6 separate regions of the Homo sapiens genome follow, and all the other regions are linked to region 2. Evidence: chromatin loops called from intact Hi-C (ENCODE). Cell type or tissue: HCT116. All regions are shown on one strand.

Region 1 (5,000 bases), 660 kb after region 2:
GACTGACGATGCAGGAGAAAAAGGGAGTAATGAGGAAGAAAAGTCCTTGAGAAAGGCAGAGTGGAGGAAAGCCAGTTTTGCTTTCTTATAATATAAACAGGAAGGAAGGGAATTTTTTTCCATACTAAGAGGAGGAAAAGAGAAAATGGGTACACTGGGTACACACAGGTTCATGTGTAGACCAGGTGGTTGGGAGAAAAGGGAGTTCTCCTCCAATCATTCCCATTTCTCAGTGAAGTGTGATAGGAGATCATCAGCTGTGATGGGGAGTGATGGAGGGGCAGAGGTGGGAAGAGGGTGTTGAGGAGCAAGTGTAAAGCCTCTCCTCATGGTGTCTCACACTCTCTGCTCCAGTGTGGCAGCCCAAAGTCAGGCCCTGACTGTCTCCATCTGTACTACCACAACAGCCCCCCAAACCTTCCATGCCCAGCTGCCAACCCCCAGCACCTCAATCCCTTATCTACCCATCCTTTGAAGAAATATCCCTAAACCACTGATATGATTTGCATCTGTGTCCCCACCCAAATCTTGTAATTAATCCTCAGTGTTGGAGGAAAGGGCTTGTGGGAGGTGGTTGGATCATGGAGGAGGACTTCTCTCTTGTTGTTCTTGTGATAGACTTCTCCCAAGTTCTGCTTGTTTAATGGTGTATAGCACCTCTCCCCCAGCTCCCCACCCCACTCTCTATTTCCTGCCAGCCATATGAAGATGTGCCTGCTTTCCCTTTGCCTTCTGCCATGATCGTAAGCTTCCTGAGGTCTCCCCAGAAGCAGAAGCCTGTACAACCTGCAGAACAGTGAGCCAATTAAACTTCTTTTCATTATAAATTATCCAGTCCCAGATATGTCTTTACAGCAGTGTGAGAATGAACTAATACAACCACAGATTTGTTGTGCCATGAAAACCTTTGATGGGCTTTGCAGTCCAAAGACCAATGCACTAACTCCTCATTTGGGCTCTAGGGTTCTCCATTTTCTGGTCTAACTTTTGCAGGCTTGTGCCCAAAACATCCTCTTCTCCTCTACCTTCTATGGAGCCACTGCAGCCTACTCATGGCTCTCTCCAACTGCTGTGGCATCTGTCACTTTTATGTCTTTGTTCAAGCTTTTCTCTGTCACTGGCCTGCCTTCCTCCTTCTTGCAGAAGTCCTACCCATTCTTCAAGATCCAACTCAAATCCCACTTATTTCACCAAACTGATCAGATCTCTCTCCCCCCCCCATAGTATCTTATCCCTTTAGAACTTATTATAAAAGATCCAAGCATGACTTGTATTATAAGCACATGCATAGGAATGTCTATATGTGTGCTTGTGTCTGTCTCTAAGGAAAGAAGAAAGGAAGGAAGGGAAGAAGGGATGAAAGGGAGAGGCAGATGGAGAAAGAGGAAGGAAAAGTGGAGGCGCATCGTGGGCCCCTGGTGTTTCACCTCAATGGTTTGAGTAAAAGGGCTCAACAGTGTTGCCCAGGAGTGGCAAGCGTCTCGGAGCCACAGCTTCTCCCGGGCGCACCTGCGGGTCTCAGGGCTGACAAGCCCTTTCCCCTCCCCTCTGTTCCCGCTCCCCCTTTCTTCCCCTAGTGCCTCCATCTTAGTTGCCCAGTAATTGCATCAAATCTGAAGAAGCAGATCCGTCTCTAAAAAGGGCAGTGGGAGGGAATTGCGCTGCTCTTTTCAGAGATGAGAATTGAGAGAAATAGGGCAGAGAGATGAAAATGTAATGTTGAAAAATTCATGCTAGAGGAAGCACGTGCTGGCCCTCCCCTGCTCTGCCTCCCATCTGATAAGCTTCTGGCAGAGGCCTGGCTTTCCAGGCACATGAGAAGACCATGGGAGGTTTGGCCAAATCTGTCTGAGGGTGACCTGAGAACTGGCAGGGGTCTGGGGAGTGCCCACGCGTGTGCAGGGACAGAGCTGCCACTTGGCTTCTAGGGGCCTGTGTTGTCGAGGGGCTGGGGTCAGTAAGAGGGCAGGGGAGGGAGAGGAGGTGTCCTCCCGATCTACATCAAGAGCTGCCCCTCTACGCCACCTCCCGCCACTCCTGATGAATTCAGGCCTGGCAGGCACTGCTGTCCACAGACTCACAGGTCCCGTATGTTTAGGAATCCTGGGAGGCAAGGCTCGACCCTGGGCCAGGCGAGCAGCTGGCCTCGCTGCACTTCGTTGAGCACTGTGTGCTCTGAGCCTAGGGCGGGAGAGTTGAGGTGGCCCGGCTCTAGTGGCCCGAAAAGGCCCGGTCTCATTCCCAGCCCTAGTCTCTGACTCCCCTCGGAAAGCACTGCAGAGGCTGCGGCCTGATTAATGCTGCGCGCTAATATGTACAGGAGACCGGCTTGCGATTCCCGGCCAGCGGCCCCTGCTCCCCTGCACAGAGGCGGCGCCAGCTGCTCGACTGCGACCCCTGGCGGCCGCTGGAGGCACTCTCTGCGGAGCTTCAAAATCGAATGGGCCGCTGGACACGAAGTCGAGGGAGTATTAAAAAAAAACAACAAAAAACGGGGTAAGAGCTATGCACCCCCAGATGGTGCAGGGTGGGAGGTGGAGAATGAAGGGGAAGCCAATTTTGCTTTCTTATAATATAAACAGGAAGGAAGGGAACAATCTGTTGGGGATGGTGGGGGCTGATGCAGGGTAATGGGAGGGGGAAGGTGGAAATGTGAAAATCTGTTTATAGTTGGAATGGAATATGTTTAATATGATGCTTACACAAAATAAGACTTATAAGTTTTTCTCTGTTCTGAACCGTTTCCCTCATCTTCATTTTAAGTAGCAAAAGAACTCTGACCTGTTTTTTCTCTTTCATATTCCCAAAGCAGGCTGTGTTTTCAAAGAGGCATTCATTCAAAGAAATAAAACATACTTTGGCTTCCTCCAGTGCCTTCAGTGAGCCTAAGTCCAAACAGTCAATATAATACCAGAGTTGACAGCCTGGACATTGGAGAGGGACAGTGTAAATTCAATACGTATCTATACGCTAACTATGTGACCTTGAGCAATTTGCTCAACCTCGCTGAACCTTCTTTTCCTTATTCAAAAAACAAAATATAAGCAAAACGCACTGCTAAGATTGTGGTGATAAGGAGAATCCTGCCTCATCTCTACTTCCAGGACAAAGAAGCCGTCTATTGTGGTTCTGCGTTCCCTTCCCTGGCAGGACCCCTTTGTGTTGTGACTGTGACAGACTCAGTTCATTAATAGTCAAGTGCCTATGAGTAGCAAGGGGATGAGTCCTCTGGGACTTTCCCTGACTCCTTCCCTTTCTTTCTCATCAGTTCACACAGCCCTCTAGCCCGTGTCTGCCATGCAAGACAACCAGGCATCACCCACAAAATGTTGCGTATGGTGTATGTGTGTTTAGTGTACAAGGGGTTTCTTGGCACAGAGCTGATCTTAGCTGAGGGTGGAGTCTGATGGCTTCAGCCAATTCTTAAAGGCTAGAGATCAGTGTCCTTCTCCTTGGTGTCAACATTGCAAATATGCAATTCTTTGATATGCGGCCTGCTAGTGGCTCCGGCTATGAAGAGGTTCTCCAAGTGGCTTCTCCCACTAGTGTAGTGGGAGAGGAGCAACATACACACAGGAAAAACTGAATAAGAAGTCATGATTCTAGACACCAATGTGTAAAGAAAGGGCCAGCTGAGGGGCTCACGGAGCACTATCAGCGATCAGAGGATAGGAAAACTCCCTCAGACAGAAGTTGAGGGCTCACCTGAGCCCCAAGAGCTACAGAAAGTGGTCCTGGTGCTGTGATGAAGTGGGCAAGCTCTTCCCTCTAATTCAGGGTGGAACACTGGAAGGGCATATCACAAGGTGTATCATCCATAAGGAGGAAGGAGAACATATGCAACACATCTGAATCTTCAAAGGTAATAGGCTCTTGAAGATGCCGGGCTGTCTTTAGCCCCAGATCTTGGGGCTTATTGCAGGGCATGACTCTTATCTAAAGGCTTCACCACGGAACCTCTGACTACTCAGTGACCTTCTTCTGGAGGACAAAACTGATTTGCAATTAAGTTCCTAGGGATGAGCAAGAGGAGAGAAGTCAGGGACCTGGTTATTCACAATTTTTTTGTCCATTTATTCATCAAGTCACTCACATAATCATCTATCCATCCATGTATCCATTCCATCTTTCATTCACTCACTATGTATTTTATATAGCAATTGTTATGTGCCCAGCCCAGTGTCCTGCGTTATGAGAAGTACAATTGTGTATCTCCTTTCCTTCTACCCTAAGGAAGATTCTACAATCCTCTACTCAGTGTTGAAGATTCTCCTCTTCTGTCCCACCCCATCTGGGGGAGCAGATGTCCTATGACATTCACACAGTTCATTCCGCCGCAGAAGCAGTGCCCTAACAGCGCTGATCCCACTGCTCTCAGCGAACCCTCTCATACTGGATCTAACTGTTTAGACATGACAGATCCACCCACCCACTTCCCAAAAGGACAAAGAAGATAGGACTCAGTGTGCTGGCCCCTTAGAATCAAATACCAGTATGTCAAGCTCTGCCTCATGTTTGCCTCTGACAACTGACCTGTGAGCTGGTTCCAGTCTCCACCTCACATGGGCCCCCTCCCTAGGTGTTCACCTAGAACCGTTCCAGTCGCCTTTTTTCCTCGCCTGCTGCCTCACTCCCACCCACTGCCTTTGTGGGATTTGTGACAATCTATGCTCTTTAAAATATTTTCTGGAGTGTATTTGTGTGTCTTTAGTGGTGGTGGAATGCTGTATAATTATCTCCCGATTCATCAGGCTCCTTAACAGGCAAATGCCTTTCTTTCCAATAAGTTTCTCTGGCTGAGGCACCAATAGGCCTTGTTGCTACGGAAACCAGAACGTTTCTTTCTCTATTTTAATGGTATGTTGAAAGTGCGGCGTGCATGTGCATGCACACATATGGTGGCTGCTGGTCTTTTCAGCTCTTTTTTCCTTCCCTACCTCTGCTGACCTGTCTGGCATTTTCCCGACCTCACATGTTTCAGGACGTCCCTCTCATCCACA
Region 2 (5,000 bases):
ATAAATTTGAGATTGTCTTTTCTAGATTTGTTTTACAAATGAAACTTAAAGTACCCAAATCTGGATATATTGATAAAGGGATTTATGCTCATTTATTTATTCATTAATTCAGTAGATACTTATTGAGCGTCTACTATGTGCCATGAACTGTTCTAGTGCCTGGGATACATCAGTGAGCAGGCGAGACCAGGTCACTGCCTCCTGAAGCTTTCATCGTAATGGGAAAGACAATAAACGAAGAGATGCAAATATGATCATAGACGAGAGTGATGAGTACTGTGAATAAAATGGACTATAGGTGAGGGGCTAGACAGTGACGGAAATTTCTGTTTTAGGTAGAGGGGCCAGGAAAGGCCTTTTGGATAAGGTGACATTGAGCAGAGAGGCATAAATGAACTGAAGAGGTAGGAATGTAGTTCTTTGGGATGAGAGCGTCCCAGGCTGAGGAAACAACAAATACAAAGACCTTGGAGTAGAAATGTACATGTTTGTTAAAGAAAAACAAGGAGGCCATGCTTAGGGCTTAGTGAATGGAGCAGAAGTGGGAGAGATGAGATCACGGAGGTAGTCAAGGGCCAGTTCACGTAGGGCTTTGAAGGCCATGGCAAAAGCTTGGATTTTATTCTAAATTCAATGGGGGAGTCAGGGGAGAATCTTGAGTAGGAGTGTGACATCATCTGACTTCAGGATCCTTTACATAAACAAATTATTGTCAGGAAAATAGCAAGCCTGATGGGTTGATTCCATTTCAGATGTGAAGTTATGACTCAGACAGCCTTGCATTTGAATCCTGACTCTATTTCTTAAGGTTTTGTAACTGGGCAAAATGCTTAAATTTTGTACACTTCTCCTTTTTCATCCTTAAAATGGTGGAGTAATAAGAAGATCCACCTATGGGGCTGTTGTGAGGATTAAGTGAACTTTTCCTGAAGTGCTGTTGCACAGGCAGGCACATCTACTGAGAAGTGCCTGGGGGTGTGCTCTTATCAGACGGGAGCAGTGGCTGCTCTAAGGCTAGAAGTCAGGTCCCCTAATTCCCTGTGGCATCCCTTGCTCCACCCCCACCCCATACCACCTGCTGCTAAAGAGATGCTTTTCTCCATGAACCGGGATGGGAGGGCCTCTGAGGGACCAGAGGGGTCAAGGATGTGATCAAAATGCCAGCCAAGCAAGATAACTCCGACAGTGGCTTTCAGGATTTTCTGCAATTTATCCTCACAGGGAGAGATGATAATGAGATTGTGCTGTGTCTCTCCCATATAGTGCTGTGTACCCAGCAGGCTCTGGATAAATATTTGTTGAGGATGAGAATCCTTCAAAGTGATTATTGTCTCTACTGAAAGATACTGTATTCTAAACTCCCACTAATTTGAATTATTTTAATTTATATACATTAGTAGTTTGTATGAATGAAGAGTTGGAAATAAGTAACTTACTTGGGAACTTTATAGAAAATAGATGATTATCTAACTTAGGCCTATTAGGATATCATTAATTAATTTGCCTCATTTTATTTTACTTGTTCATATGTATCTTCTGTTAAAATGTTATTTGTACAGCAACTAAAAGTCGTGAAATAATTATTTCCAAATGAATTGAGTTTTCATTAATTTTGAGAAGACATTCTAGCCCTTAACATTTGGAATGAATTACATTTAATTACATTATTCAGTTGTACAACTTAGCTTCCCAAATAGTGCCTGTGCCTGAGGCTGAAGTATAGACATAGTATGTAGTGGGATGAAGATTGTAGGAGGGTTTTTTCTCAGACCCAGAATTGCCTAGAACAGTTGCAGGGCAATAAACAGAAAAAGGGGGTTCTTGCTTAAAGAGTAGATCAGCTCTGAAGTTCTGGGCTGTCCTCCCCACCCCTGTCATATCAGCTCTTCTGGCAAATGATGCTAATCCCTTTCCCACAATTACTTATGACCCCCGATGAAGTCTGTGATCTCAGAAGCCCTTGGTTCCAATGGAAAAAGTAACATGGTGGTGGTCATGGAGAGAGGTTTGCACGTGGAAGACGGTAAAAGCAGACCTTTTTTCAAAGGCTTGTAAAAGAGTGGATTAAAGATTAACTGCTATGGGGCACACAAACTTGAACAAGTTGTGACTCAAACATTTGTACCGACTTTGACCTTTTGCCCAGGAGAGGGCAGTAACATGCTAACATTTAAGCTTTTCCAGTTGTCCTTAGCAGACACTGCGCTGCGGGAGCCAGCATAGAATTAGTCACAGTTGGGCCTCATTTTCATTCTCACCTGATCAGCTTTCAATCTTATGTTTAGTTGTTTTCAGCCTTCGGCTACCATGGTTTGCACACACGTAGATCTAGAAGTGACACTTTTCATTTGTCCTTAGGACGCTAACAGACTGGAAATCTGCAGTGATGGTCCCCTGGGTTTGATGCTGTGAATGCTGCATGCCTCGGCCACCACTTCCCTGTGGGTCCAGTTTAAGGGCAGTTTATGCCGATCTACCTCAGCCACTGAGGTGGCTGTCCTGTCCCCAACTTCTCTAGACTATCAAGTCATGCTCCCCACAGTTTATATCCTCCATCCTACCCCACAGAATTTTACACCTCAGACTCAGAAACAAAAGGTCACACCCAATCCCGTTCCTCACCTGGCTTTGAAATCAGAGCATCATTGTGATTTTTTTCTTGTCCCTTTGTCCATCTTCACAGCAGGAGGGTTTGGCAACCTGCCTCAGCCTTATCATGCATATGACTGGAGTTGTCAGCTTTTCTTCTGGGACAACTTTCTGGCTGCAAGGTTTGTGGGGAGCTGTGTGCTAGTTACAGGCATTTTTAGCTTTTGACCAGGTTCAATGTGGGAACATAAAGGAGTATCAAAATACTAAAAATAGAAGGCAATGAAATATAAGCTAATTCTCAATATCTAGCAGTACTGTTTTGGTCATTCTTGGTAACTGGCCCAGCTCTATCCAACGGCCACAGAGAGTGTGAATCCCCTGTCTACCCACCCTCCTATCTACCTCCTACCTACTGTGTGTGTGTGTGTGTGTGTGAACATATGTGTGTCTGCTTTCCCTGGGGAAGCTAGTGGGGCACTAGCATAAATAATAATGGTTAGTGAAAGAAAATGTGGGAAATGAAGGGAAATTGGAGAGAGGGTTAATGTGAATTGGAGCCCCAAAGTCCCTGTAAGGTGTGTGGAGAGTCCCCTAGTTTCAATCATCATGTTGGAAGGTGTGTGGAGAGCATGGGTGATTGTGGGGTATATGTCAGGGTGGGGCAGGGAGGGAGAGAGATAATACAGAGATGGAACACTCATCCGTTACAGAATGGCTTATTTAGCAAAGTGGTTCTAGGATTTTAGTGAAATGTAAATTTCACCCCTGCTCCCTTTTTTTCTACCAGCCAGGCCACCTGTTATTTCCCATGGTTGAGTGTTTAATGATTTCCAGCCATAGGGCTTCCCTGGCTTCTCCTGGGAGCTTGCTTCACACTCTGTTGAGTTGAAATGTTTCTTGATATTCAGCCTACACTTCCCTTTGCTCAATTTCACCCCATTATCTCCTAGTTACACCCCTTGTATTACCCTCATAAATCAATCTTTTCTCCCACTTCGTCATTTTGGTAGTTTGGAGACTTATCTGTTTGCATGTGTACGTGTGTGTGCGTGTGTGTGTGTGTGCGCCAAGGAGATGAGTTGGAGGACAAACGGCAAGGTAAGAAATAAAAACCGCTGGGGAATAATGCCTTCAGGCTGAGCTATGTGGAATTCTTTAAAGGTGAGAAGGTTTCCTTATTCTGCTTTTCCATAAATCATAAAGCAGTCTGAGGTAAAGCCCATCAAAATGGATCTAAGTAACTGTAAATTGTATTGTTTTCCCAGATGCTGTGGGTGTAAGTGGCATCAGGGCACTGAGGGGTGAATGGGATGGAACAGACTCAAAAGGCAGGCCCTATTGCAAAATATTTAAGTCTTGGTTTCACTTATAATGGTGAAACTGTAAATATCTCAGTGGACTGGTAAAAATTAGCAATAGAATCTACAGATTGCAAACTCTTTTCTCCACATATTCATAAGCTTGCAATACAAATACCACTGGACCATGGACCTGCACTTACAGGTTTACAGGTCACTGTGGTTACTTCCCAGCTCCTGCCTTGATGCCGTACCTAATGCACAGGCACACTCAACCCTTTCTAGTTTTGTATTCTGTGTACTTTCTGTGGGCTGGATATGTTTCTTGGATTAAAAACTGTATCAGTCCATTTTGTGTTGTTATAAACGACCTGAGACTGGGTAATTTATAAAGAAAATTTGGCTCATGGTTCTGCAGGCTGTACAAGAAGCATTTTAACCAGCCTGGGCAACATGGTGAAACCCCACCTCTACTAAAAATGATACAAAAATTAACTGGGCATGGTGGTGTGCACCCAGCTACTCAGGAGGCTGAACTGGGAGGATTACTTGAGCCTAGGAGGAAGAGGTTGCAGTGAGCCAAAATTGCACTACTGCACTCTAGCCTGGGTGACAGACTAAGACCTTGTCTCAAAAAGGAAAAAAAAAAAAAAAAAAAAAAGCACGGTGCAGGCATCTGTCTTTCTGGTGAGAGCCTCATGAAACCTTCAATCATAGTAGAAGGTGAAGGGGAAACAGGCGTGTTATGTGGCAACAGAAGGAGCAAGGGAGAGGGAGGGGAGGCATGCCATGCTCTTTTAAACAACCAGATCTCCTGTGAACCACAGCAGGGAGAACTCACTCATTACCTGGGGAAAGGCACCAAACCATTCATGAAAGATTCAGCCCCCTGACCCAAACACCTCACATCAAGCCCCACCTCCAACACTGGGGATCACATTTCTATGAGATTTGGAAGGGATAAACATCCAAACCATATCAAGAATGTATTTTGTGTTTTTGAACTTCCCTGATCCACAGCAGAATTTTAAAAACTAGATTTTTATAGATAACTAAACGCTACTGAAGATCAACAAAGTTGATTAGTAACAATAATAATGATATTGGATG
Region 3 (5,000 bases), 580 kb after region 2:
TAAGAGTGGGGATGTGAATTGCTTTGGCCAGTGGCATATTGAGAACTCATGCAGGCAAAAACTTGAAATGTGCCTGCATAGCTGAGCAAGTTCTTTTGTGCTCCTGTCTTTTGCCATGAGAAGAGTATGGTATGCCTCATTTAGCACCTGGTTCATAAAGGATAAGAGACATTTGAAGAGGACCCAAGTACAACCTGAGCTTGTAAGCAAACCTTACGAGCTAGATGAGCTAAATCCCAGTCAACGTGCAAAAACGTAAGTGAAAGATGAAGGTTTATTGTTTTATGCACCTGAGTTTTAGGGTTATTTGTTTTGCAGCAACGGCTGACAGATACAGAAATTAGTACCAGAAGTGAGATGCTGCCATAAAACTTAAACTATTTGGTATTAATTTGGGGGCTGAGAAGTTTGCAATAAGGAGATTGTCATATAAGAATGAAAAATAGCGATCTGTCTTATGCAGTGCCAAATGATTTGGGAAAATATGGCCTGCAATATCTTACAAGTCAGAATATTTACCTAATAAACATTAGTGTTGATTGAGGAAGTTTTGAGGCAAATCATTGAAAGTGTGAGCTGATCGCTAGTAGCTGCATTTGATAAGGTACTACATGAAAGAGATTCAATCAGAAAAATACTAACTGGTTTGCAAGCAATATTTAAAGGAATATTATAGGCTTGGAAAATAAAAGTGCTAATTAATAAATCAAAGGTGTTGCCATTATGACCACAACCTCAGTCAGAGAAAAGGCCAAACCCAGGGTGCTTCCAATAAAACATGACTCAGGATAAAGATCAAATAAAAGGTATGGCTATAATACTTGCTTATACCTCTAAAGAGATGAAGGTAACATCTGCAGACCTTTTTAACTAAATAAAGGGACAACTAGAAAGCTTGAACATGATTCCATAAAAGCATATTTTGTTCAAATTTGCTGCAATTTAAGTCTAGAAAGACACAGACATGTATCAAAAAGTATGTGTATGTGACTTTTGGCACTGGTGTTGATAGAAATCAAATAAAAAACCAAGAAGGAACTTTCAAAGGGTAGAGCCAAAAACAGTGAGGAATGATGGATTTAGGATTACTTCCACAGACATCACCAGAGCCTAATGAAGAAACATTTTTACCACCAGTGTAGTGGAATCTGGTATTTGCCCACCAGGATTTCATAATTTCTAAGAACCAGTATCTATGTGCTATGTGATGGCAGTTCTTGCCCTTTTTAAATTAGAATGTTTATTGAGGCCGAGAGCCATGGCTCACGCCTGTAATCCCAGAATTTGGGGAGGCTAAGGCGGGTGTATCACCTGACGTCAGGAGTTCCAGACCAGCCTGACCAACATGGAGAAACTCTGTCTCTACTAAAAATACAAAATTAGCCGGGCATGGTGGCGCATGCCTATAATCCCAGCTACTCAGGAGGCTGAGGCAAGAGAATTGCTTGAACCCGGGAGGCAGAGGTTGCAGTGAGCCGAGATCGCGCCATTGCACTCCAGCCTGGGCAACAAGAGTGAAACTCCGTCTCAAAAACAAACAAACAAAAAAAAACAAAACAAAGAATTTTTACTGAAGTTAACCTGTTTCTCTTCCACCATTATATATTTGGATATGTGCAGAGTGGCGGTAGATAACAACTTGCCTTCTCGGTTCAAAAGTCTATGTATCAAGAGGAGTCGCATATTTGATGTAGATCCTAAGATCCTAGATTTCAAGTGTTATGCCATGATTTGATAAGACTTTGAGAACTCTTGGGATGGAAGTGAGAATATTTTGAGTATGGGAGGTATGTAGATATTTATAGATAGAAAGGAAATCTATGGCAAATTATTGTTCAGCCAATATTCACTTTCTGTCTCTTCCAACTTCTATGGGGAAAACACTTTTCTGTCTCGTTGTTGAACTTGGTCATATGCCTTTGGTCTATGGAATGTTTTGTAAACAGATATTTGAAATGTATTCCTATAGAGGGGCTTATTTTCTTACACTCTTGTCTTTTGCTATGAATATAGCATGCATGGAGTAGGCACTAAAAGGGCAAGATGAGAGGCTTGTAGACTTGGACCCAACCCACAGTTTGTAACCAAGCCCAGCCTAGATCAGCCAAATCTCAGCAGACCCGAAGATGGATAACCAAGAAATGAATGCTTATTTCTACATGCCACTTAAGTGGTGTTTTTGCACAGTAATAGACAAAGAAAGGTACAAACTTTATTTTTCAGATAAGTGGGAAAATACACATCTGAAACCAGCAGAGCCACAACTGTAGTTCATGCCAGAGCAGAGTCAGGGGTTACAATAAGAAAGGGAGAGTACAATGTTTTTGAGATGGCATCATACATACAAATTTACCTCCAGAGAGGATCCCATCCTGAGTTGAGAAATACTGAGAAAATATCTGAGACAGTAAATAAGACTACCGACAACTGGGAATTGAAAAAAAGGGTGCTTGAGAGGATATAGCTTCAAATGTGGCAGCATTGGGAAGGCACTGTTTCTGGGTGAGAAGAAGACAACCTGGAAAGGAAGGACTCTGTACCACTTATCAGCTTATTGTCTCCCAGCTCTGAATCCACCCTTTCCTATGCAGCTTTGTAATACTGAAGCCAGACCCTATAGACGTTTCTCCTTTGCCAGCTGGCACACAAGGCTTTATCAACAGAGGGTGCTGACATTACACTTCAAGGTGATCACCACATGAACACACTTCTCTTCCAGGTTCTAGCCTGCCATTTTTTATTCATCATTGCAGCCTAGTGGCCCTCATGAACCAGCTCTGGCTGTGCCCTCAGGCTACTCTGTCCCCACCTAGTGACCACTTGTGACACAGGCAATGGGCTCCTTCCTTGGAAACTCCAGCTGCGCCTTCAACGTTCTACCTGCCTGGCAGCTGATTGTTGGTGGCTTCCATGAGCCACAGCAGCTCCAGCTATAGCAGGCAACTAGATCGCCACTTGACCCAGGCCTTCCAGCAAGCTTTGTCATTATAGGTAGGCTGTATGTTCCTCTTTACAAAAGTCTAAATCTCAGGCTTGTGAGGATAAAGGTGCTTTTCCAAGTTCTTTGTTTCTTTGCTGCCACTTTCCCTCAGCCCAGAAGTAGTAGCTGGGTTTTTTTTTGAACATACTACTTTTCGATCTCTGAGAGTCCTGTTTAATCTTTTTAAATCTTCAACTATTACTAGTTAAGAATTCTTTATATTAGGCTTTCCATTTCTAATCACTGTTGCATTCTTTAGTTTTCTGACTGGACCCTGACCGATGTAGTGTCCTTTAGAGTGGCTTGGGAGTAAAGGGAAAGCAGGAAGGAAGTAGTTTAAAATAAAATTTCTACTGAAGTAATAGAAGACACAATCAGAAAACCAGGACCCTTCCTCTCCCCAAAGAGAGATCATTTATTCAAGAAAGTATACTGCACTGTAGAAAAGAAAAGAGACTTATCTCCTCTCACACCTTTATATAAACGTCTGTGGTTGCTTCTCTGGAAAAATTCCAAGGCATTTTAATGTAAATGGAAAATATCAGGAGACATCCAAGCAAAGCTAATATAAGAAGAAAATGGAAAGTGAACATAAAAACATCTCATTAAAAAAAAAAAAAACCCTTCCGAAATATCAACCAGGAAGCAGAGGAAAACTGTATGTAACACAATGCTCCAACATGAATTAAATATCATTAAAGTAGCATTTGTAGGAGAAAGGTACCCTTCAGCCAGAAATTTAAAACTTGTAATAGAAATTGGCAAAACTGAAAATGACATAAGATGAGAATCGGCTGAACTTGGGGAAAGAAAAGCGAAAAAAAGGACAGTCTTCTCAGAAATGAAGACTAGATTAGAAAGCACTCAAGTGAAAATAGATTTTTTTAATATATCACATAAAATTGAGATGGGAAAACAACCAAGAAAATGAAAATAAAATAAAGAATTAGGTAAAAGATATTAGAGAGAAAGTGATACGTAGAAGATAATAAAGGAAGACCCAATGTGTGTGTAATGGAGGCTTCAAAGAAGAAAAACAAGACAGTAAACCAGAATAAAATTTTAAAACTATAATGCAAGAAAACTTTCTAGAAATAGGAAAGAATTAAATTTATATATTGAAGAAACCTACGGTGTACCTTGAAAATTTTGACCCCAAATGGCTAGCACTAGGACAAACCTAGTAGAATTATTAAAACACTGAATTTAATTTTTTAAAACATCTGGAACTCCAGACAAAAAGATGTGGTCATTTAAAATTAATAGATACCAGATTAGCTTCCAACTTCTCAAAAGCAATATACAAACTAACTCAACAGCGAAACAGCATTTCAGATTACTCAAGAAACATAACATTGGTGAATTCTATTACAAGTAAACTTTATCTCAAGACACCAAATTTTCTCCCCCACCCCCAAAAAAATATAATTAAAAGGAAAGGTTAGTAAAAGATTCTGGGAGGATCAGAAGACAACAGCATGTTGTTTCAATCTTCCTGAATCTTCACACTAAAAGAAAACAAATAGATAGTAAAGCCAAACATTAATGGAGAACATGAGGAGAACCCCAAATAACCACAAGCATTAATCAGAAAGCTTGGCAGACCAATTTGAGAACAACAGCTAAAACTAGGAGTGATTTTCCCCTCCCTAATCATGGATGAGTACAAGTGAACTACAGTAAGATCCCAAGAGAACTGAAAAGGCTACCTTTTATAAATTCTCAAAACTGGCTAGGTAGGAATCCCTTCCAGGAGAGGACCTCAAACTAAAGATAAACTCCTGGAATGGAAGTAAAATTGAGCAGAATGGAAGCAAATAGGGAAAAAAATATCTAGATGAAATTAGAAAACATTAACAGCCAGGAGACCTCAGAAAGCAAACTGCTGTTTTTTTTAACACTATACAAAAGCACAGAAGAGGGAGCTTTGTGAATTTAGAAAACCTATCTTGACTCGAGCACAGCTTTTTCTAAAATTTCTGGGAAATGAATTTTATATAAATAAGAGTATGAGAAAAAG
Region 4 (5,000 bases), 200 kb after region 2:
TAACACCATTTGGGGAGAAATGTCATCTACGCCCCAGAAAGCATATACCCTGCATAAAAATCCCTGTATAGCAAAAAAGCATAGTCATTGTTAAGTCATCAATAAGAGCTTAAATTATATCGATTATCTTAGGTATAAAAAGTCAGAGAACTCTGTAATGCCTTTCTGAAATTTTCCATTAAAATGCTTCCTATAATCAAGAAAAAGCCTGTACTTTAAAATACTAAGCTTCAGCAATTTAGAAAATTTATTTTTAAAAAAGATTATTGAGTGAATACTATGTGCCAAGGGCTTTATATAGCATAATTTAAGCTTAAAAGTATTGTACAGGGATATGATTGCCTCCAATTTTTAGATAAACTGAGATTGCCTGAGTGAGGTGGCTCACACCTGTAATTTCAGCACTTTGGGAGGCTGAGGCAGGTAGATCACTTGAGACCAGCTTGGGCAACATGGCAAAAACCCCGTCTTTATAAAATACAGAAATATTAAATTAGCCAGGCATGGTGGCATGCACCTGTAGTCCCAGCAACCTGGGAAGCTTAGGTGAGAATCACTTGGGCCCAGGAAGATAGAGGCTGCAGTGAGCCATGATCATGCCACTGCACTCCAGCCTGGGTGAAAGAGCAAGACCCTGTCTCAAAAAAATAAAACGAAAGCAACAACAAAAAACCCCAAACCCCCTGAGATCCAGAAAGATTAAGACTTTTGCTTACTTTGTGTTTCAAACTCAAATTTTTATGAATTCCAGGCGTACTTTGCCCCAGGTTATCCATCTTTCTATGTCCTTTGCTAAAGAGGTTGAGTGAATTAGGAATGACTCACATGTATATAAACATATCATTAACCTGTGGGACAGGGTGGTTTGGTAATAAAGAGTTTCCTGTCTGGGCGCGGTGGCTCACGCCTGTAATCCCAGCACTTTGGAAGGCCAAGGTGGGTGGATCATGAGGTCAGGAGTTCAAGAACAGCCTGGGCAAGATAGTGAAACCCTGTCTCTACTAAAAATACAAAAAAATTAGCCGGGCGTGGTGGCGGATGCCTGTAATCCCAGCTACTTGGGAGGCTGAGGCAGAGAATTGCTTGAACCCGGGAGGTGGAGGTTGCAGTGAGCTGAGATCACACCACTGCACTCACAGAGTGAGACTCCATCGCAATAAAATAAAATAAAATAAATAAATAGTTTACTTTCTTGGATTCTCTGCTATTTCTTGCCCTAAAGACTAGACCATGACACATCTAGAATCAGCCTGGGAGTGGCATCCAGGACACACATGGTAAAGACTTCCCACACTGAACCTGCTCATCTCACTCTCTGTCCTGAAGTGTGCCCATCTCTACTTGCTGGTCTTGCTCTGATCTTGCTGATACCTCCCTTTTCCTAATGGGAAGGAGGATTATTTTTTCTTATCCTATTCCCAAATCCTTTAACCCATAGAGGAAAAAACAACAACTTGTAGTCTTTGCATACCTGAAAAATCCTTGGAACTGAAGCGGGTGGAGACTTTCTGGTCTACAACCTGCCAAGGTTCAGGGAGATTACAGATGCATTGAAAATACTGTCAGGGACATGCAATAGAACAAAACAAGACCTTGGCCTCTGCCATGATTTACAAATGTCCTCCAGTACCACTATTCATTTTTGACAGGTCAGATAAATTTGGATTTGTTTAAGCCTTGTATTCAGCTGGAGATTGGAGAAAAGTTAAAAAAAAAAAAAAAGAAAATGCTATTAGAAATGAAAGAAACGGGACATGTGGGGCCCACTTTTCTGCACTTCACAAAATTACATTCATTCTTAATTCACTGAGTGACACATCCAGTAGGAATGTGGACCCCCTATTCTGTATGTACTGAACCCTGTGCCGGATGCCGGGAATACGGACAATACATAGCATTCATCTGATTGTCTTCACAAGGAGTGGAGTGTCCACAGATGCTTTTAGTTTGCTGTTTAGACTTATTTTTCTTGAAATATAAAGTGAATTGCCTAAAAGACTAGCAGAATGAGCTTCAGGAACGAAGAATTTCAGAATGTTAGTGAAAACCATCACGAATTTCCTGGTACCTCTGATCCAAGGCCATGGAGGATCCTTTCTGATAGAGACTAAGAGAGTGGAGTTCAGGAGAAAGGAACCATTCCAATATAGCTGATTCTAGTTTGATTCTCTAATCTCATTGTCTCAGTTTATTGGCCACCTGCAAACTCAAAACTTCATGAAAGAATATTCTTTAGGAATAGACCAGAGTCCCCTTCCCCCACGTGCATACACCCACACTTTGTGGGCTCACTCACTAAGTTTAAAAATAGGAACCATGGTGTTGCCATGACGCCCGGTGCTACTCAGCAGCGTTCCTTTTCCCTTTGATGTGATTCCTCTTCATAGCATGATTTAGTGAGAATCTGGCTCAGAGCGGCCTCTAGTGGCTCAATCCTTAGGGATGCGCTTCCTTCCCCAGCCCAGTTCCAAATTCAGCCCAGTTCCAAAATTAACCACCTTAGCCAAGTTGGACACTTGTGTGTTTAGAACCATTCTCCATGCAATCAGCTATTTTTTTTCAGAATCTTTCTCATCAGCCACAAGTATTACACCGGGGAGTACCTACTGAGTGCTCAGAAGTGTGCGGAACAGCCCAGGTATTCACCATCTCTCTGGCCAGGAGAGACCAGCATTACCCCAAACATTTGGTGAACAGTAGAGAGCAGTGGCAGGGAAGCTATGTGGTAGAGGCAGTAATGTTGAATAAAGTAATCCCAGTAAAATAGGTTGGTTAGGATCATCAGAAGTTAGCTTTTTTTTTCCTTTTCTTCTTTTTTTTTTTTTTTTTTTTTTTTTTTTGAGACGGAGTTTCACTCTTGTTGCCCAGGCTGGAGTGCAATGGTGCAATCTCAGCTCACCACAACCTCCGCCTCCTAGGTTCAGCGATTCTCCTGCCTCAGCCTCCCAAGTAGCTGGGTAGCATGCACCACCATGCCCGACTAATTTTGTATTTTTAGTAGAGACAGGGTTTTTCCATGTTGGTTAGGCTGGTCTCGAACTCCTGACCTCAGGTGATCTGCCTGTCTTGGCCTCCCAAAGTGCTGGGATTACAGGCGTGAGCCACCACACCTAGCCACATTTTTCTTTTTCAGATACAAGAGTCTTCTAAAGTGTATCAACTGATACTGACTCAACAGCCTCAGGGATGTATTGATGTGCTGACTTCCTCCCGTGCTGTCTTCACCATGTTTTCATTTTTCTGTGTTTTGAGTTCCTTGTGTCAGTGCTTCTCAGTCATGACTGCATGTTAAAATTTCCTGAGAAGCTTTAAGAAACTGTATACAGACCCCAAGGCCCCACCCAGCACACATTCTGATGTAGCTGCACTGGAAGAGGGTAAGGGCCCGGGAACAGACGTGTATTAAAAGCATCCAGGTTGATTCCTAAGGGCAGCCAGGAGTTGTAAATCACTGTTCTCCAGTCTCCTGTCATTTTTTTTTTACCTCGGTTATCAGAATAGGGTAAAATGCAATGATAGCATTCACATGCATTTGAACTTGGTGCTCTTGAAAGAATTCCTTCCTTTCATTCTTTCCTGACTAGTCTGAAAATTGTGATTTCCACTGGTGCTATGAACTTCAAAATTTGGAAAGGGTACAGGATATGAACATTTCATCATGGTGATCCTCTTGCAGGTGGTCATGATTTCCTAATTTGGTTTCTGTTCCTGTTGCTGGTACTTCATGAGTCTATTTTATGCAGAGGGATGAGTTTTCATCAGTAAAACTGGCAACATGAGCATCAAAACAAATTTGACTTTAAACAGCATTTCAATTCCTCTGTACATAGATTATAAACCCAAAAGAAACAGAACTTTGAAGTTTCAAATTTGATGTGTCGGCTGGCCTTGATGAGAAATTGATGCTTTGCTAAATTTTGGAGTACACAAGTGGTTTTAAAAATGAAAGTTATTAGCACTAGAAAGTGATGTTCTTTGTATTACTACACTGTTATTATATTTAATGAAATGGCTTTCTGAAGTACTGCAGATAAAAGGAAAAGCAGTGTTTAGAATAAGACACACAGGGTAAGTGCCAAGGTAAGAAAAGAAATGGTGGGTTGTCTTTATCTTACAGTGTTTCTCCTGGAGGCTGGGAGAGTCCTCCTTCAGGGGAACCAGTTGAGATGGAAAGGGTTTGTAGGTGGATGTGTAATGTGTGGCATTTTTGTGGTTCTGACCGAGCCCAATCTTGGCAATGTCTACTGTGGACAAGCAAGGCCAAGGTATAGCTTTGAAACTGTATTAAGAAAGAACATAATTTTTCAGAATTATGGGTAGGGTAATGTAATCTATCTGATTAAACACTTGGAAACTTTACGTTTGTCTAAAGGAATAAGAAGAAGAGGAGAAAGAAATGCTTATTACTATTGTTAAAGTGCTTTATGATTTCTGAGAAAAGAACCATGGCAGAACCTCCAGGTACACTTAACAAGTAGGAGATTATTAGGTAATTTTTATCATTGGCTTCAATCCCTTTCTTCCACTCATCCACCTATCTCTCTAGCATTTATCACAAAGGTGCCTGGATGAACAGACACCATTTTGTATCACGTCCTTAAGGTCATCGGACTTGAGTTTTGTGGAATGAGCAGGAAGAAATCAATCTAGAGTGCCTGTTCGCCAAACTTCAGATTTCACATTTAAGATATTATATGAACTTTCAGCCGGACACAGTGGTTCAAGCCTGTAATCCCAGCATTTTGGGAGGCTGAGGCAGGCAGATCACAAGGTCAGGAGATTGAGGCCATCCTGGCTAACACAGTGAAACCCTGTCTCTACTAAAAATACAAAAAATTAGCCAGGGGTGGTGTCAGGTGCCTGTAGTCCCAGCTACTCAGGAGGCTGAGGCAGGAGAATGGTGTGAACCTGGGAGGTGGAGCTTGCAGTGAGCCGAGATAGCGCCACTGCACTCCAGCCTGGGCAATAGAGAGAGACTCCATCTCAAAAAAAAGAAAAAA
Region 5 (5,000 bases), 78 kb after region 2:
CAATGAAAGGAGATAAGGTCCTTGAATTGCAGTATCTAGCCTCTTCTAAGACAGGTTACGTGATGTAGATCCTATTTTAACATGCTCTTTCTTTGTGTTTGCAGGGAGTCGACGAGTTGAAGATGAAGCCCAGAGCGGAGTGCTGTTCTCCCAAGTTCTGGTTGGTGTTGGCCGTCCTGGCCGTGTCAGGCAGCAGAGCTCGTTCTCAGAAGAGCCCCCCCAGCATTGGCATTGCTGTCATCCTCGTGGGCACTTCCGACGAGGTGGCCATCAAGGATGCCCACGAGAAAGATGATTTCCACCATCTCTCCGTGGTACCCCGGGTGGAACTGGTAGCCATGAATGAGACCGACCCAAAGAGCATCATCACCCGCATCTGTGATCTCATGTCTGACCGGAAGATCCAGGGGGTGGTGTTTGCTGATGACACAGACCAGGAAGCCATCGCCCAGATCCTCGATTTCATTTCAGCACAGACTCTCACCCCCATCCTGGGCATCCACGGGGGCTCCTCTATGATAATGGCAGATAAGGTAAAAAGGGGCTGCAGGGAGAAGGGCCTGAGGGTTTGTGCTGAGGACTAAACCATGCATTTGTTTTCCTGTAAAACTTGATTGTTAATGATGGAAGGTAACCAGATTGCATTGACAGCGTGGATAGGCCAGCAATTAATCCTTTTTTTTTCTCTCTCTCTCTTTGAGACAGAGTTTTGCTCTTGTCAGCCAGGCTGGAGTGCAATGATGCCATCTCGGCTCACTGCAACCTCCACTTCCCAGGTTCAAGTGATTCTCCTGCCTCAGCCTCCCGAGTAGCTGGGATTACAGGCGCCTGCCACCACACCCAGCTAATTTTTGTATTTTTAGTAGAGACAGGGCTTCAGCATGTTGACCAGGTTGGTCTCAAACTCCTTACCTCAGGTGATCCACCTGCCTCAGCCTCCCACAGCGCTGGGATTACAGGCGTGAGCCACCGTGCATGCTTAGCAATCTGTTAAAGATGAAAGTGAGGGAAAGGTGCTGGTATCTAGAAACTCCTATAGTTTTGAAAAGGTTTTTGTGTCCACTTGTTTGTAAATGGACTCACTGAAATGACTAAGGGATGTTGACGCTTGTAGCTCTGGGATACCTTTTCTTCAAATAGGTATATGAAAGGCATACTCTGTTATTCTTTGGCAATACGTGTTCTCCCCCATACTGTTTTCAAGACTATAAAAAGAAAAATCCCTCAAGGCAGGTGATTTCTCTACTTGAAGATACAAATGTCATAGGGAAATAATTCTTGCCAAGGTATTAACGCTCATCACACATATTGATCTGCACATCCAGATGGATTTTAATCCGTGGAACCTGTAGCAACACATTTTTCCCCATGCTTAGATTTGAAGGCAATTGGGTGCACATTAAAATCACCTGAAGAGCTTTCAACACTGCTGATGCCTGAGTCCCACCCCTCGGGATTCTGATTATTGGCCTGGGCTTCGGGAGTCTTAAAAGCTCCCCAGGTGATTCTAGAGTGCAGTTAAGATTGACAACCACTGCTTTAAATCTCCAACAAATCCTAGCCTCTCCTGCGTTAATGTTAGGCTAATTGTCATATGACTAATTGCCACTTGACACTGGGGCTTATTCCCTAACTGCAGAAAAAAGCGTTTTATTCTGCTTTGGGTTGTTTTGTTTTTACATACTATCAGTTATTCAGTTATTTTCCTTGCTTTACTGATTATTGTTCATTACTTAGATACAGCACTTAGTACATATGCACTGTCCTTTGCAGCCAGCCATTCACGTCTTAGAATAGTTAGTTTCACCACAAGTGCTACGTTTATCATTTTTCATCATTTTGGGTTTCTACTATTGTCATTGTCATACTTTTTATCACCACATTCAAACCTGCCTTTAGTTTTGTACTTAAAAGACATGCTTTCGGGTTAATAATGTTTGTAAACACCTTAAAACCTAGCACAGACACCACAAGCATGCTGCCTGGCTAGTTGACAACCTCCGCAGTGGAGCAGCTGAGCCGAGACTAAAGGAACCTTGCATGACCGTTACCGCCACCTGTCGGCAGCAGGCAGAGATGACTAGCTTCTGCTTCAGAGCTTCCCTTCAGTCTAGGAAAGGTCAAGTTAAAAGTGTTAAGTGAAGACATTCCAGTATCATATGAGAAACATATTCTTCCATTTACGTGGGTGCAGGTACAGATGTTAGAAAATAGGCACTAGCACAAATAGCCCATGCTAAGGGAAGTGGGAAAAATAAGCAAAATGGAAAATGTAGACTGCTGTGGCAGAACCCGTTGAGTTGTGCTTCAGGTAGATTTTTCTTTTTTTCAAATATGATTGTCCTTAGCAAATTATATTTTATTTTAACAGTGGCAATTTGAGGGCACAATTTTGCTTTGAAAGAATTCTGATATGGTTAAGAGCGAATTTTAAAATTACCATGAATAAGTACATATCTACTTTGAGAGCACAACAGGTAAAAATGATTTTTTTCTCATGTGGGCTGTTGTGCAACCTATATTATTTCTCCCTGGTAGAAAAAGTTATGCCTAAACTAGCTGATTGCTTCTCTCTGGTACCTTTTACAAATCCACAACATCATTATACAAATATAAGGTAACTTGCAGAGCATGCAGAGAGACTGAACTCTTTTTTTCGCTGATGTATCTTAGGGGCTTTGAGAGTGTTCCCCATATGCTAGGCGCTTAGTGCTGTGTATGTACTATCTTATTTAATACTCTTAACCAGTTAGCGACCTAAGTGATATTATTTAATCTTTATCTTACAGATGGGGAAACTGAGGCTCAGAGAGGTTAAGTAACATATCCAAAATGCTACAGCTCTTAAGTGGAAGCCAGGATTTTAACATTGGTTGCTAGCTTCAAAGGCTGTGTACTCTCTTGTCTCTCAAGAAAATGACTGGTTAAGGTCTCATATATCTTACTACCCTTCACTTTCTCCCTTGTTAGATGGCATTGTGGGGGATGTCATCTGACTGAAAGTGATCTATTACATGATTTATAATCAGGCAATACTGGAGTCTAACTACAAGAGAACATAACAAGGGTATGAAATGGTGGAGCGCTTAAGTGTAGCACAGTTCCATAGAGGACCCACTGGCTACTGCCTTCCAGGAGTAAATAGGAGAACTGACACCAGTAAAGTGAATTCTTCTAGGTCACTGTAATGAGACCTCCTCTCATCACTTTCCCCTTGCTCCTTCCTTCATTGCTACCACACCCAAATATTCCATCATGTCTTTCTCTCCGCCAAATAAGGAGGTAGGTGGGCAGTGACTTTTAGATGCTTTTCTAAAATAGCGTAAATATCTGACTTTTGACCTGGAAAGAATAGTTTCTAAAAGGTAAGCAGCAAGAGGGAAAAGAAGAAAGAAAAAGATCCAGTAATGGAGATCCTGGAAAGTTGGAGGCTCAGCCCCAGGCGTTCGATGCTGAATGGGTGGTGGCAGGAGCTACCTGGAGAGAGAGTGCCAGCAGCAAACTTCCCAGCAGCCATGCAGAGGAATGTTTGGGGGCTTAACAGATTTGCATAAAGGCCAATAAAAAGAGTCCCCAAATCTCAGAGAAAAAAGCCTTTGGGACAAATTTCAAAGATAAAACACCTCAAAACTAAGGCCAGGTTTTTTTTTTGTTTTGTTTTGTTTTTTTAATAGAAGTTTATTTTTAAGTACCATGACCATATTTTACAAACATAGAATGGGGACACACAGTTGGACAACTATTAATCAACAACAGGGGAATAGGACAAAAAACATTTGAAAGTGGAACTGATGCAGTAAATCTAAGACATGTAGCTTGGCCACACTGAAGGCTCATAGTAATCGTCTGAAGGATGATCAATAAGCCTTCTATTTTGTTCTCCCCTTCTCGGAGACAGGTAATTGTCAGTCTGTTTTAACTTAAGTTTTTGTTGTTAGTTTATTTCCAATAAAACCCACTTATTAAGTGCTCTTGTGGATGATTGCATTACAGGGATAAAGTTTGTATTCAAGAAGTTTTTGATGCTGGAAGGACAGCATTCTTCTGAAGACTTTTGACAACAGCACAGACACAGTTCAGCAGTTCAGCACCTCGTCAAATAGCATGTGCTCACTTTTTTGCATATGCTAATTAATCAGTAAGAACATTAATTAGCACTCTGCTTTCCCAAAGAGGAAATGAGCTTTATATTATGGTGGAAAGAAGCACGGGGGCTAGCTGAGTAGGGCTATTAAAAAATCAGAATTTAGAGTCCAAGCTGGATTCGGGCATCACTTCCTAAATGTTAGAATCAGGACAAGTCACCAATCCCTGACTCTCAACGTTTGTTTCCTTGCCTGTATAATGGGGATACTAATATGTTGATTACAGGGTTGTCGAGGATTAAATGAGGTGATACATGGCAAGTGCTTCACTGAAGTGTCCAGCCTAACATTCAGCAGGTGAAGCTGAAGGCCATGTGGAGCAGTTTGAAGGGAGTGAGAGTGTATCATGATGCAGGAAAAGAATGAGAATCGAAAAGCAGCATGGACCATTGTAGAAAAAACTCTAAATTGGAGACCACCCAAGAAGGGCATATGGTTGAAAGGTGAAAATCTGGGGGAAGGCTCTGAAGTGTGAGGTGGGAGTCTTGGTCTCACCCCACCAGGGAAGCTGAGGCTCACAAGTAGTATGGAAGCCTGCTGCAGCCACACGGGGTCCCTTAAAGAAAATCTCTAACCTGGAAAGAACTGCTAGGTGCTTGTAACAGAGACTGTTTCGAATAGTAATGGAGAATGTTTAAAAATGTATGAGGTGCTTTTTGGCAGTTCCCCACCTGAGTATAAAGAGCCTATTTTATTTTGCCTTGTTATAATTGCTTTTATTCTCCCTGAGATCCTGGATTTAAGATGCCCATCTGAATCCAAATAATGAACTGAAGCTAGATGTATTTCCATTTATTTCTAGGAGGTTTTTCTACTGATTGTCTGAAATCTTCCCTGGGTTTTCAGATTTTAGCT
Region 6 (5,000 bases), 690 kb after region 2:
CCAGCAAAGTCATGGCCAGAGATAACATCTGCTTATAGAATCCCAGGGAGTTTTATTGACTTCACAAGAAAGATAAGCAGCACAATGGCTCACACACTCACAGGAGAGTAAACTTTCTCACAATTCATAGAAATCCCCTCTCTATATTATAACAGTGCTCAAATTTCCTGCCCAACTCCCCCTCCTCATCTTCATCATAGTTGCCCACATCCCATAATAGTAAGAGGGGGTTTTACCAAGAGTATGGAAATAGCATTTGTGGGTGCTTGCCCTCAAGAATTCTCTCCCCTGAGGGTGTCACCCTCTTTCCTCGGCTTTGATATACGGTGATATGCAGCCCCAGGCAACCGGCCCCAGCAGGCTCTGGGACTCCCCATTTGGTTTGGCTCCAAGGGCATGTCTGGTGAGGTACCACGCAGCAGTGGTCAGGGCACTGCTCCTGGGCTCTTGGGCTGTAAGGCCAGAGCAACAGCTTTCAGAGGTGAGAAAGTCATAGGCCAAGGAAGAACAGGCGATGTGCTACAAGAGGAAGGAGGGAGGCTGTGGCGCCTTCTCTCTGGGCAGCTGCTGTCTGAACAGCAGACAGGGGTTTAAACATAGGCTATAGCCACACAGAGCCCATCCCTCCCCCTGCCTCTCATTCTCCTGGCCAGGCAGTCTTGGCTTCACTCTCTTTCTTAATCTCCCCCAGCTGCAGACTGCCTCTTCCTGCCCTGGAGCAACTGCCTCCATCTCTGGCAAGCCCCTACCATCAAGAAAGGTGGGAAACACTTGCCCTCCCTGTCCCCAGCCCCTTGCCCAGTCACCCTCACTTACAACCCCTTTATTTAGCCAAAACCCATTTCCCCTGCTTATAAGAAAAGGGAGGGGTGTTTCTGAGATTACACACCAGGCCCTTCCTCTCAGATATAAATGTTCTTCCCAAGATCCCAAATCTTTACATCAAGAATAGATCCAGCTTAGCAGAAATGGGGACGATAAAGGATTTCAGTTCTAAATCACAGTATGTTCTAAGACACAAGGGCATGCATGACATCACCAATAATTCAGATATTAGATAAATATTTGCCAGACAAGAGCCACTGTCCTGAGGAACAAAGGGGAAGAGGAATGATATGAGGCATGGAGTTTGTCACTGAATTTATTTCCCTCTTTCACTGGTGCTCAGTTCAGCCCACCCCAGTTGTATACCTATGTTCCCCCTTAAGCCCCCTCAATAGGCTGTTTTTCACACCTCCGAAGATATTCGGCTTTATGGGGTGCCCTTGAGGCTTTGAGGTTCAGTGACAGCTGCAACTGTTGTGCCCAGATCTCCCCCTCATATCCTGGTCCTCAGCTCTGGGTTTCTTAGGAAATTCACTTCCAGGCAGGGAGTTCCCCAGACCTCTGCTTTTCCTTCCTCTCCCTCCTGCGTCCACACTGAGGCTATTTCACTGCTTATCAGCACTTCAGATGGGGGATATGAAGGAGTCAGTGTGAAAATCTGATTAGTCATTTTGGCTATTTTTTCTGGAAGCTGTAGTAAAAGATGGGTTGCAAAAGAAAGAAAAGCTATTAGCTATTGAAATCTGTGTGTTTCAATTAACCTTATCCCTCACAGATAATTGAGAATTGACAATAATGTTAGTTTCTTTGCAACCTTCTTTAAAAAATTTTTTTTTCATTTCTGATACCATCTTCACGTGGCGTTGACCAAGGCCCATAAACAATTTGTGCCTTCTTGGTCAGCACCAAGAGCTCAAAGCTTGGCAAGTGAGCCCACGACGGAAGAACTCAAAGGCCTCAGGGGCCCCGGGGCAGTGAAGGTCACCTTCTCCTCCCTCCACTGTGTTCTCTTTGTGCCCAAGTGTGCCAACATGGGTGCCAGGTTATTCCAGCCTGCCAGTTCCCACTCCTCCTGCCCAGGTTCATGCTGCGCCCCCTCCACCAGCTCAGACTGGCCTCTCTTGCCTCTGAGCACACCTTACCCTCCACAGCTCTTAACTGCTTTCTTCCTTCTGGGTCCCTGCCTGATACCTGATGCGTTTCCAAAACCCAGATCCCCAAGGTTTATCTCAAGTCCAGGAGCACCTCAAAGACCTCATGGCAAAGCCAGGTAGAATTGCTCAGCACCCTCCACCACAACCTCACCCAGTCCTCTGGGTGAATAATATGGGCACGCCTGGTTGCTCCCAGAGCCTAAATAGGCACGGAAGGCAAGGAGGGCGGCAGCCATGTGTCCTGGGACCAGGCCCACTTGGCTTCCAACAACTGCTTAGCTCTGTCCACAAGTTAAGTCAGCCTCAGTTTCCTCTTCAGTAAAATTTTGAGACTGAAAATAGAATCTACTTCCTAGATTTATTTTGAAACCTAAATGAGTTGATGAAGGTAAAGTACTTGGCACAGGGCCAGGCAGGAAATCAGTTCTGGGTGTGCAATGATGACCACCACCGTTAGCAACGTCCCCACAGTCCCAGGCAGCCTGGGCCAGCTCTAGGAGGGCCTCTGGTGCTACACTCCGCTGGAAGAGCCCCAAGGCTGAGAGGCTTCTACCTAGGTGCTTTTTTGGGATTTTTAGTAAAACATCGCTTACAGTTTTTATACAGATTCCCCTCTCTCCCCTGCAAGATGCAGAGCTGTGTTCCAGGGGGTCATGAGCCACTTCCTGGCTATTCGCACAATGAGCACTCAGTGATCCAGGCCCCAGCTGCTCCTGGTCTAGCTCGGTAGCAGCTCCATCTTCCCATGGGATGAATTCCTCCCTGGAGGATCCTCCATTCTTATGCAAATAGCTACTGGGAGCTCTGGCTCCTCGAGTTTTTTGACGTTCCCAAACAAGTCTGAATGCACTTAAGACAGAAAGCGGGTGTCTCCTCCCACCTTAATTACAATTAGAATGAAATTATGTTCACTTCAAAATTAACATTTCACACTTTTGCAACCATCAGAACTCCGACCACTGCCACCGTTCGGGTCCTCCCTCCCCTTCTCCTCCCTGCCGCCTCCTCTCCCTTTGTCCCGTGACTCAGCTCCCTGCTTCCCTGCCCTGACTTCCCCTACCCTTCCAGGTTTTGCAGGCAGCGCCATCTGCTGGACGCAGGCTCAGCTGCACCTTCCTCCTCCCGGCGAGGCAAGGGGGTGCCAGGAGCTGGCCTAGGATAGATGGCTCCTCCCCCACTGGTAACACTGCACTTGCTGGGTAATTCTGCCGCAGTTCTGCAGTGGTTTATATTTTATATTCAAAAAAAAAAAAAACAACAAGGCGAACATTGTAAGAGAAGAGTGAAGGGCCGAAGATAAACAAGACCTATAAATTAGGGAAAATAAATTCAATCTTAGACAGTTTTTTGCCTTAGAAATGTGAAGTGTTAGCAGTGATGACTGCACGTTTACACTTCTTTTTTCATCTTTTTTTTCTTTTAAGTAACCTTTCGTGAGAAAGTGTCAGCTTTATAATTTTATATAATAGTAAACCTTTTGCCTTGGTATAAAAATAATTAGAGGCCCTTCCTAAGTAAAAGACACAAAAAGACAAAAACCCTGCTAGTGATGTCTAGAAGTAGACTTGGGTTCCTCTCCCAGTGAGAAGGTCTTGTTATTATAGAAAAGACATGTTATAGACAATGGATTCCTTTTTCACTGGCTCCCAGGAAAAAAAAAAAAAATCAAGACTGGTATCCCAGCTACCCTGTTAACTTAAAATCCCTACTGAAGAGTAAATCACCTAAGGGAAGTGCTTTTTTTCTGAAAAGACATTTCTAGTGAAATTTTTCTCTTAGTGGTGTTGAATTTATTATTTGTAGAATGCTGTCCTTTGTATCTAACTAATTATAGTACAAGTGATTTTAAGTCATCAAAATAAAATGCAAGCTAACAGTTACTGAACGCTTACTAAAATACATGATTTTAAAATCTGTATATGTCTTAGTTTATTTAATCCTTACAGCTCAAGATGGTGGAACTACTGTTATCCCCATTTTAAAGTTAGGGAAACTGAGATACAGACAGAATTAATAGTCCGGTCCAAGCTTGCACAGAATATGTGAAGCTGTCTAAATGGCCCCAGGAGGTGAGTTTACCCATTACTATACTCTGACTTATAATAGATTAACATCTCCAAGGTGACATATCTGTGAAAATAAACGAACCATTCTAACTCCACAGCTCTGTTAAATTAAGTTTGGCCTAAAGCTGTCTCTGTACATATTTTAAGTTTGGCCTAAATTTGCCTTTGACTTGTGTGGCAGCCCCTTGCTAATTGCCTGAACTTGGGCATGATTCTTACATTCTGAAAGCTTGTTTTCTTTTAAAATCAATCATGTGAAAGCAACAATAATAATTACAAAAGGAGCCATTCTTTGTACATAATGAACTGTAACCTAACTTGATGTGCATACGTAAACACACTGTAACCTACTCTTGTAAGAGGTAACTAAGTCTCAGCCAACCACAGGCAGCCAACTGTTCAAAGCAGGTTCAAATAAGGCAAATGCCCAGCTGTAGCCAATCCAGCTGTTTCTGTCCTCACTTCCGTTGTATGGCACTTTCCTTTTTCTGTGAATACCGGGAGTCGCTCTGAACCTATTCTGGTTCTGAGAGCTGCCCAATTCACGAATCTTTCTTTGCCCAATTAAACTCTGTTAAATTTGTCTAAAGTGTTTCTTTCCACAGCTCCTTCTGGTCCTCGACTTTTCTATCCATCCACCTAGCCATCCATAAGCTTTATCCTAATCCTAAACATGTGAGTTAAGCAGATGAATGAATATATAGATGTGGAAGAGAAACAGAAATAGAGAGAGATAGAGAAACATTGTGCGCATACAGAGAGAGAAACAGAGAGCATGTGTGTGTATCTATATATAGAGAGAGACAGAACATGTGAAGCAAGGGACAGGCAGCAAATGAGGAGATTTTGATTCAGGATTCTTAACCTTGAGTGTGTGGGGTCCATGAACATCTTAGGATTATATGCAAAGTGTCACATTTATATGCATTTTTCTGGGGAAAGAGTCCTTAGCTAT

What was found. A loop is a pair of places that touch in the nucleus more often than their neighbours do. Peaks named below come from ENCODE experiments on the same cell type or tissue, not always from the same donor. Only the 100,000 strongest peaks of a DNase experiment are listed, where the experiment ranks them.
Region 1: a loop joins it to region 2, with 11 times the contacts of the local background. A loop is called at or near these places in 9 of 110 quality-filtered maps.
Region 3: it touches region 2 in a loop (4-fold over the local background); 7 of 110 quality-filtered maps call a loop at or near these places.
Region 4: a loop joins it to region 2, with 6 times the contacts of the local background. A loop is called at or near these places in 39 of 110 quality-filtered maps.
Region 5: a loop joins it to region 2, with 5 times the contacts of the local background. A loop is called at or near these places in 17 of 110 quality-filtered maps.
Region 6: it touches region 2 in a loop (7-fold over the local background); 7 of 110 quality-filtered maps call a loop at or near these places.

Annotation. Positions count from the first base shown.
Region 1 is chr12:13,275,744-13,280,743 of GRCh38, reverse strand. No RefSeq gene overlaps it. Among named protein-coding and RNA genes, the nearest start is that of EMP1, 82 kb to the right of the region's middle. In HCT116, a CTCF peak has its summit at 2,417 (motif pointing left); a DNase peak (open chromatin) is centred at 2,423; H3K27ac peaks cover 434 bases.
Region 2 is chr12:13,939,095-13,944,094 of GRCh38, reverse strand. All of the region lies in intron 2 of GRIN2B (glutamate ionotropic receptor NMDA type subunit 2B), which reads left to right. Among named protein-coding and RNA genes, the nearest start is that of GRIN2B, 40 kb to the left of the region's middle. In HCT116, a CTCF peak has its summit at 2,135 (motif pointing right); DNase peaks (open chromatin) are centred at 2,194 and 2,644; H3K4me3 peaks cover 558 bases; H3K27ac peaks cover 1,526 bases.
Region 3 is chr12:13,360,240-13,365,239 of GRCh38, reverse strand. No RefSeq gene overlaps it. Among named protein-coding and RNA genes, the nearest start is that of LINC01559, 14 kb to the left of the region's middle. RefSeq lists an enhancer at 2,651-2,750. In HCT116, a CTCF peak has its summit at 2,815 (motif pointing left); a DNase peak (open chromatin) is centred at 2,799.
Region 4 is chr12:13,737,215-13,742,214 of GRCh38, reverse strand. All of the region lies in intron 4 of GRIN2B (glutamate ionotropic receptor NMDA type subunit 2B), which reads left to right. Among named protein-coding and RNA genes, the nearest start is that of GRIN2B, 240 kb to the left of the region's middle. In HCT116, a CTCF peak has its summit at 2,438 (motif pointing left); a DNase peak (open chromatin) is centred at 2,414.
Region 5 is chr12:13,861,331-13,866,330 of GRCh38, reverse strand. It overlaps GRIN2B (glutamate ionotropic receptor NMDA type subunit 2B), which reads left to right. Exons shown (of 14, transcript NM_000834.5): 3 at 105-533. The coding sequence starts at 123. Among named protein-coding and RNA genes, the nearest start is that of GRIN2B, 120 kb to the left of the region's middle. In HCT116, a CTCF peak has its summit at 2,063 (motif pointing left); a DNase peak (open chromatin) is centred at 2,030.
Region 6 is chr12:13,253,972-13,258,971 of GRCh38, reverse strand. No RefSeq gene overlaps it. Among named protein-coding and RNA genes, the nearest start is that of EMP1, 60 kb to the right of the region's middle. RefSeq lists enhancers at 1,337-2,203, 2,923-3,217. In HCT116, a CTCF peak has its summit at 3,069 (motif pointing left); a DNase peak (open chromatin) is centred at 3,061.